2 separate regions of the Homo sapiens genome follow, and region 1 is linked to region 2. Evidence: chromatin contacts called from ENCODE Hi-C or POLR2A ChIA-PET data. All regions are on one chromosome and are shown on one strand. The core of a region is the stretch at or near the end of the contact, and the rest is flanking DNA. Distances in the headings are between cores, read along the strand shown. Region 1 overlaps PYGB (glycogen phosphorylase B). Region 2 holds the start of APMAP (adipocyte plasma membrane associated protein).

Region 1 (3,914 bases), core at 797-3,296, 280 kb after region 2:
GTGCTTGGAGAGGTTCCAGGCCTGGCCGAGTTCTCTAGGATTCTTCATCCCCCCCCATCCTCCCACGCCCTTCGAGTAGCCACCACGTTGATGTCTTCTGCCTGTGGCCCCAGGCTCTCATGGAGAGGCTGAGGGCTCCAGTTTTCCTCTCAGTGAAGCCTGAAGTCAGTGTGATCCCCTCTGAATTTCTGCCTTGCGCCCTGTGGGCTGCCTCCGCATGGGACCTTGGTGCCGTGCCTTTGATTCTGACTGATTTGTGATTGATTTTTTCAGCGTGTTTCCTTGACTCAATGGCTACCTTGGGCCTGGCAGCATACGGCTATGGAATCCGCTATGAATTTGGGATTTTTAACCAGAAGATTGTCAATGGCTGGCAGGTGGGTGAGATTTCATTTCTTCACTGGTTTCCAGCTCTCGTTCACACAATAAAATGGCAGCACTTGCAGTTTGTCTTTTTATACTTCCCACGCCCCCGCCAGGGGACTGCAGGCCGGCCAGGGCAATGTGGAGCAGGTCAGGGTAGCATCCTTGCTCCGGCTTCTTGGTCCACATGGCCTGGGAGAGCCTGGGCCCTGTGTGAGCTTTTTGCCAGCTGCCTCTGCCTGGTGACAGGGAAGTTGGGGCGTGCAGGACACAGAATCCTGGGTGAGCCTTACAGCAGCTCCCAGACAGGGCCAGTAGCAGCCGGGCAGTGAGGGTCACTCTGGTGACCCTCTGCACCAAAATGCAGAGTGCAGGGTGGTACTTTCGGGGTCAGCCTCAGTGGGATGTTGGCCCTAAGTAGTTAGAAGAGCAGTTGTAGCTTTTGCTCCCACCTTCTCCCTTCACTCCCTGACCCCAGTGAGGGGACAGTGTCCTTGGGGTTAGAGGCTGGACTCTGCATAGTACAGTGGCCCTTGGAAGGAGTGAGCCTCGATCTTGAAGCCTCACACTACAGCTAAGTGAGATGGTTGAGACCATGGCCGGGAGGAGGGCGTGGTCTTAAAATGCAACCTCCTCCTCCCTGGCGAGCAGCTCCCTTCCCATGTGCCTCAGAATGAAAGTCACCACTATTCCATTCGGTTAGAAAATGGTTTATTTAATATCATTTGGGGCCTAAAAGTCACAAATAAAGCTGGTCTGGGATTAGAATCAAAAGATTTGTAGCATCAGAATGTACAACCCCAATGAATGTGTGCATGACGGGTAGTAGAGATATCCTTGGGGTGGGAGTGGCAAGGGGGGTTGGGCCTCAACGGCAGGTGCAGCCTCCAGGGCTCGTCCATGGCGTCTGTAAGACTCATGTATCTCACCATGGAGAAATTAACCCAAAACATAAACGCAAGGAGCTGCTGTCCATGACACGCACAGCGATGCGTTTAGTGGGAATGTGGACTCATATCTGCAGCTTGCTTTAAATGCACCCCAAAATCAATGGATTGGTGGACGGAGAAACAACAGACCATTTACAGCACCTAGGTGTGGGTGCATAATGTTTCTGCATGTTTGAAAACGCTCATAATAAAATGTTGGTAAAGAAAAGAAATGGCTAAAAGTAACCTAAAACGGACTCGGATCCATTGCTTGATTTGTGGAGATGCCCTCTGCAACCTTAGAAAGGCGCCTTTCTCCACTGCCTCCGGACAGCTCTGCCCCAGCCCTCCGCGTGCCTGAGCTCCAGGGCAGTCCAGTCCATGCACATGTTGATGCTCTGATTCATTCTGGCCCCCAGCAGTCCCCATGTCACGTGTGGGTTTATAAGGCAGAAGCTCAGAGGCTCCCCTTCGCCTAGCTGGTGTTAGGGTTTCCAGCAGGAAGGTATTGGTGGTGGTTTTTGTTTTACCAGGGAGACATTTTTCCTTCTGGTGGTCCTCGTTCCTGTAACTCTTGCAACTTTGTGTGATAGTTTAGGATGATCAGTAAGTGAAGCTCACCCCTCCTCCCATCCCCTTTTCATGGGAACTGTTCAGATTCAGTGGGTTTTTAGTTGGCTTTAGCCATGGAAGAAGTAAATACAGGCAGGGTTGGCCAGCAGCATGTGGCCAGAGGGGCCGCAGGCCAGCCTGCTTGGCACCCTGGCCAAGGGGGCAGGGAGGCCCTGCAAGGGAGACTCAGGCTGCCTTTGTATGTGGGAAGCTGTTGCTTCTGCCGACGACTCCTGGACTAACTCTGCAGATGGCCAGGCCCTGGTGTTGGGGAATCTCACAGCGGACAAGGAGACGCCACCAGAAGGGTCTTGCTGGGAGTACCATGGGGAGGTGCCTGCTGTGCGGAGGGGCCTGCTGTGCGGAGGGGCCTCCGGAAGAGCACAGCCCAGACAGTCTTGCTCGTGACTCTTGGCGTCTGTGTAGGAACCATGAAGAGGAAATCCCTCAGTGTAGCATACTAGGGCTGCCTGTTCATTCTGAAGAGAAGAGACTTGATCTCATTTCAGTTTTAGTAATTGAGACTTCAGAATCCGCCCTTGCTGCTGTACCAGATGGAGTTACTCTGTCACGTGGTGGTAAAGCAGCCCCCTAGTGCTTCTGTGCAAGGGTGGCTCGAATCTGCAGGGCCGCTTTTAGTGTGGGGGTTGGTTTCATGTAGTTACTCGTCTCTAGTGCCACTGGGCACAGATTCTGGGAATAAGCTTCTTCTTGGAAGCCCTCCCGGAACAGCTTGTCTTCCTGGGTGCATCCAGGGCGTCCTCACTGCCAGCTGCCAACTTGGCCCCAGCACTTGCGGATTTGCAGTGTCACTTTCTTTCTTTTTTAATTTTAATTTAATAATTTTTTTTTAGAGATAGGTCCTGCCCTGTCGCCCAGGCTGGAGTGCAGTGGTACAGTCATAGCTCACTGCAGCTTCGACCTTGTGGGCTGAAGCGATCCTCCCACCCTGGCTTCCCAGAGTGCTGGGACTGTAGGCGTGAGCCTCCGCCTGGCCAGTGTGTCCCCGTCAAAGCAATGTCTTCTAGTGATTCTTCTATAACAGCTTTATTGAAATAGAGAGTCGATTTCAGTATATTCAGAGTTGGATAACCGTCCCCACTGTCTATCTTGAGAACATTTTCATCCCTCCAGAAAGAAGCCCTGCACCAATTTGCAGTCACACCCAGCCCCTGACAGCCTCTCACCCGCTTTCTGTCTCTGTGCAGGTGCTTGTTCTGAACATTTTCCTGTAAATAGCCTCGTGTGATGCGTGGTATTTTTGTCTGTCCTCTTTCACTGAGTGTAGGTTTTTCAAGCTCCATCCAGATCGGAGCATGTGTCAGTCAGTGGTTCTTAGTGTCTTTCTTTTTGGGCACGTGTTTCTAAATTTTGAGTTTGTTACTTTAGTGTCCACTGTGTTCATTTTACCCACGTGGGCTTCGCCAGAAGTGGGAATCCCGACCTGGTAAGTGGCTGTAGGTAAATTTCAGTGCCAGGCACTGTGTGATCTCGACCGCACGGTCTGCTGGGTCCAGGACAGGGCGGTGGCCTGGGACATCTGCGCTGAGGGTGCCCTCACAGCTGGCTTCTTTCCAGGTAGAGGAGGCCGATGACTGGCTGCGCTACGGCAACCCCTGGGAGAAAGCGCGGCCTGAGTATATGCTTCCCGTGCACTTCTACGGACGCGTGGAGCACACCCCCGACGGCGTGAAGTGGCTGGACACACAGGTACCTGGGCTGAAATGTCTGCGGGCAAGGCTGGAGCCAGGTGAGGGGGCTGCTGCGGCTCATTTGTAGACAGCTCAGCTTCTTTTGGCTTGGGGGGCTTGCTGCCTCCCTGGAGGACTTAAGGTAAAAGCCGGGGGAGGTTTATTCTCCTCACTCCCCAGTCTCTTACACTTTGATGGGAGCTTCCCAAACAGTGGAAGCGCTGAGCACAGCAGCGAGACTCCATGGGGGAAGCCCCGCTGGGCAGGAGCTGTGTGTTGGGGCTAAGAATGCAGCTGGGCGTCCACTCACAGCCAGATG
Region 2 (3,738 bases), core at 139-2,638:
AGGTTTAGCACTGAAAGTTCTACATCCTTGGAAACCCCAGTCCAGGGCAACGCAGGATGGTTGGTCAGGATATATGGGAGCATCTTCCCGATCTTTTCACTGGCCCAAGGAGTCAACTATCACCGCAAAGTCTTCTCTCTAAATTGCCTCTCTAGAGCCTAAATGCTCCTTCCTGCCATCGCTCTCCTTCAAATGTGTTCCTCTTATCATCAGTCAATAAACTCAGTCTACAGGGGCAAAAACTGCCTCTCATTCATATGTACCCCACCACCTCTTGGCACACTACTGATGAACAAATATTTCCAGTATTTCTATCAAATATAAGTCAATCAGTCCCACAACTTCAAGCTTGGTCTATGGGGCCTCTTGATTCTCCCTGAAACTTAAAAGTTATGAAATTCAGGACACAGAATTGAAAAGTGAATTTTAAGTATCTTATATTGAAATCTATGCTTACGAATCATGATTCAGTTTTTAGCTAACAAAACACAGCATTCTTATATTCTGAAAGATGGGAGAGGAGGCAAAGGGCAAAACCTGATATTTCTTAGGTGTCAACAACTACAGTTTCCTATGTTTCTCCATCCCTATCAGGAAAAACTGCCAGGCTGAATTCTCACAAAAATTGCCTACAATGTCACTACTGTTCTCCACTCTTTCCAAGAACCGCGGTGAGGACTGGTCACGCAGCGTGAGGGGGGCAGGTGCAGAAGAGCAAGTGTAGAAGCCATCTCTTCGCCGGATAACGAGGCAGGACCCCAGCATCTCGTGGGACCTCCTCCCTTCGGGAAATTGCGAGCGGGGAACCAGGAACACGCAGGGCCCCGGCCAAGTAGCTGTGCTCAGGGGGATCATTTAAGCCAAAGGAAGGACAGCGCGAGGGGAGCGAGGGAAAGGCGAGGAAGCAACCGCTATGCAGGGTGGGGCAGGAGTGAGGGAGGGAAGGCAAAGGAGCGGCGCGAGGCGGTCTCGGGTCCGGAGAGCCGAGGACAACGCGGCGACTGGGCGCAGGGTGCACCCGAACCTGAAAGACCTGGCAGGTACATCCGCCTTGTCGGAGCCTGCTTCCTCGGAAAAATGAGTTTTTCTTGGGGATGAAACGAGAGGACTCTGACAACGCGCTCGGCACCGCATCCCCAGGTTACTGTTACTGCCGTCGCCGCTGTCCAAGAGGGTCGCCCTCCACTCCTAGCGGCCCGGCTCCAGCGCCCAGTCTGGGAGTCCGCCCTACCTGCCGTCCTTAGCCTCCGGGGCCTGGCCATCATCGTCTGTGACGACCTGCGGCCGCAGGGGCCGGCGCTGTCGCAGCCCGTCCGCCTCGCTCATGGTACGGGCGCCAGCCTCACCCGCAGAAACCACCTCACACTGAGCGGCGCCGGCTCAGACTCCAGGCCCGCCCTCCCCCGTACGCGGAAATGACGTTGCGCCCAGGGACCATTCCGCAGCGTTCTCCCCGCCCCTTCCGGCCTCATGGGCGGGAGGTCCCCGGCGCGTCGTTGCTCGGCGCTCTGAGGCTAATTCTGACCGCCCGGAAGTGGGGCTCGGAACCCGCTCAGAGATAGCACCGGGAGCTGCCGGGGTCCCCGCCTGTCTCGGACTCCGGGGCCCAGAACGCGAGTGGTTCAACCTCGGGCTCGTCTAGCCCAGTGCCTGCGCATGCCGCCTTCGTCTCACGTTTCTGAGGACGGGGATGCTCATGACGCACTTGGGAATTGCTAGCACGAGATGTTGGCCACTTTTATCGTTGGAGAGGATAGCGCTGTTTATTCAGTGTCAGCGACCCTGCTCTTACAGGCAGCGTCAAAAATAATGCATTCACACCCTTGGAACGAAGTCACCTCTGCCTGAAAATTACATCCTTCCCCGACTCAGCCGGTTAAGGGGAAAACTTGGGCTAGAAAATGTTTCCCTCTGGTTAAGGCCAGATGTTGAGTATTAAATCTTTTTGTGACGATTACAACAGACATTTGATAAAGTTTATTAAGTTTTGATAAAGTTTATTAAGTTTTGATAAAGTTTATTAAGGATTACCCTTAAGTAAAGTCCAGGTAGAAGTAGAAATTATCACTAACAAAGTTTAAGAAAGCATAGAGAGGCATTGTTCTTTCAACAGTATTGCAGGAAACCAGAAATGTTCCCAGGTGCTGGGAGACGATGGTGGGCAAATCACAGACAAGGCCCCTCCTTATAGAAATTAAACTAGTGGGAAAGATGACTTTAATCAGATCATCATCATAAAATAGACGTAAAATTATCAAACGTAATAATTGCTTCAAAAGGGAAGAGCTGAATCTTGTGAGAGCATTTGAGATTCAAAGAGGAATCGAATCTGGAGGAAGTGACAGGCAGAAGAAATCAAAGCCCGTTACCAGTGGCACGAGGAATTATCTCTGGAAAAGCCATGTTCAAAATGCAGTGTTAAGAAATAATTTCCTCTTGGAGGCTTTTACCTTTTTAAATGCTAGATGGCACTAGAATTCCATGTGAATGCTTTTTATTTATTCATTCAAAGAGCGGAAGAACCAGCTTGAGGGAAGTGGAGAGCTGTGCAAATCCAGTTCTCCAGAGATCCCAGGTAATAATTCAGGCCTCGACAACATTTTACTTCATTCTGTGTCATTGAGAATAGCCAATACAGCTATTAAATCAGGGATAGTGTTAACAAAGTACTGTATGATCTCACGCCTTCCTGCCTGTCTGGACTATCCCTCTTGCTCCCCACCCCCCATTTCAGACATTCAGGATGGCTTAACATGTCTAATCTCATGCCTGGCTGCCTTTGTCCTTGAGGTTCCTTCTTCCTGTGATACACTCTCCTTCACCTCCACTTGGCCAATTATTTTTATCATTCAGGACCCACTTCAAGTATCCTTGCTGAAAATTCTTCTCCCAGTTTCCCAAGCAGAACATCTTCCTCTTTGTCTTCAAGGCACTTTAAACATGTCCCAGCCATAACATTGAACTCACTGCATTGGAGCTATTTGTGTTCCATGCCCAGTGTTAAAGCCCACGCACTGCAAACACCCAGGGACACATTCAGAAGAAAAATAATGGCAGTAAGTTGGGTTTACTGAACTTGCTGCAGCAAAGAAATGCACCAGAGGACCGGTGAGGTTCCTCAAAATGGGGGAGTCATGGGAGACTCCTTGTGGGGTTTGGGGGCTGGAGTTAGTCCATCGATAGTCTTGCCCAGGGTTGGTCAGAATCCGTTAACAACGGGAGTCACTGGAGGAACCGTGGCCTTAGCTCTGGGACATGTAAGTCCATTCGGAGTTATCAGGAGGTCAGCTCGTGGGCTTATCATGAAGCACGTAGGTAGTTGGTGTTACAGTGGTCTGAGCTAGATCATTTGTGCTGCATAGCACGGGTTCAGTACAGTTTTTCTGTTTTCAAGTCACGGTGAAGCACGCTTTGCTTGTTGTATTTGTTTCAGTTATCAGTTCTCCCACCCCACCTTCCAACCAGACCGACTTTGTTTCTCATCGTGCTGATGCCAGTTGTTGGCAGAGGAATGGGACCACTATGATTAATTTGATCAGGTTTCTCAGCACCACTGATATTTTGGGCCAGATAATTCTGTTAGGAGGCGGAGGGGGGCCTCTCCTGTGCGCTGGTGTTTCAGCAGCATCCCTGGGCTTCCCCCACTAGATGGCAGTAGCATCCCACCTAGTCGTGATGATAAAAAATGTTGCCAGACATTGACAGATAGCCCCTGGAGGACAAAACAGCCCTTGGTTG

Evidence for each region. A loop is a pair of places that touch in the nucleus more often than their neighbours do. ChIA-PET counts read pairs that join two places held with the same protein, here RNA polymerase II (POLR2A). Pooled maps may share reads with other maps.
Region 1: a loop to region 2 is called in a map of posterior cingulate gyrus, with 2.9 times the contacts of the local background. The contact joins the enhancer-like site here to the promoter of APMAP in region 2. A Hi-C loop is called at or near these places in 6 of 168 maps with a recorded cell type or tissue (GM12878, OCI-LY7, Ramos and 3 more), 1 of 37 single-sample maps with no recorded cell type and 9 of 50 pooled maps. POLR2A ChIA-PET finds 5 or more read pairs at or near these places in 1 of 52 experiments (common myeloid progenitor, CD34-positive).

What each region holds. Positions count from the first base shown.
Region 1 is chr20:25,271,110-25,275,023 of GRCh38, forward strand. It overlaps PYGB (glycogen phosphorylase B), which reads left to right. Exons shown (of 20, transcript NM_002862.4): 4 at 274-377; 5 at 3,483-3,614. Among named protein-coding and RNA genes, the nearest start is that of PYGB, 25 kb to the left of the region's middle. Within about 2 kb of position 2,047, at least 8 of the 41 ENCODE cell types and tissues checked have a DNase peak (open chromatin) inside an H3K27ac peak, as active enhancers do.
Region 2 is chr20:24,991,363-24,995,100 of GRCh38, forward strand. It overlaps APMAP (adipocyte plasma membrane associated protein), which reads right to left and starts at 1,389. Exons shown (of 9, transcript NM_020531.3): 1 at 1,232-1,389. The coding sequence starts at 1,326. RefSeq lists enhancers at 942-1,442, 1,001-1,060, 1,081-1,160, 1,291-1,530, 1,443-1,943.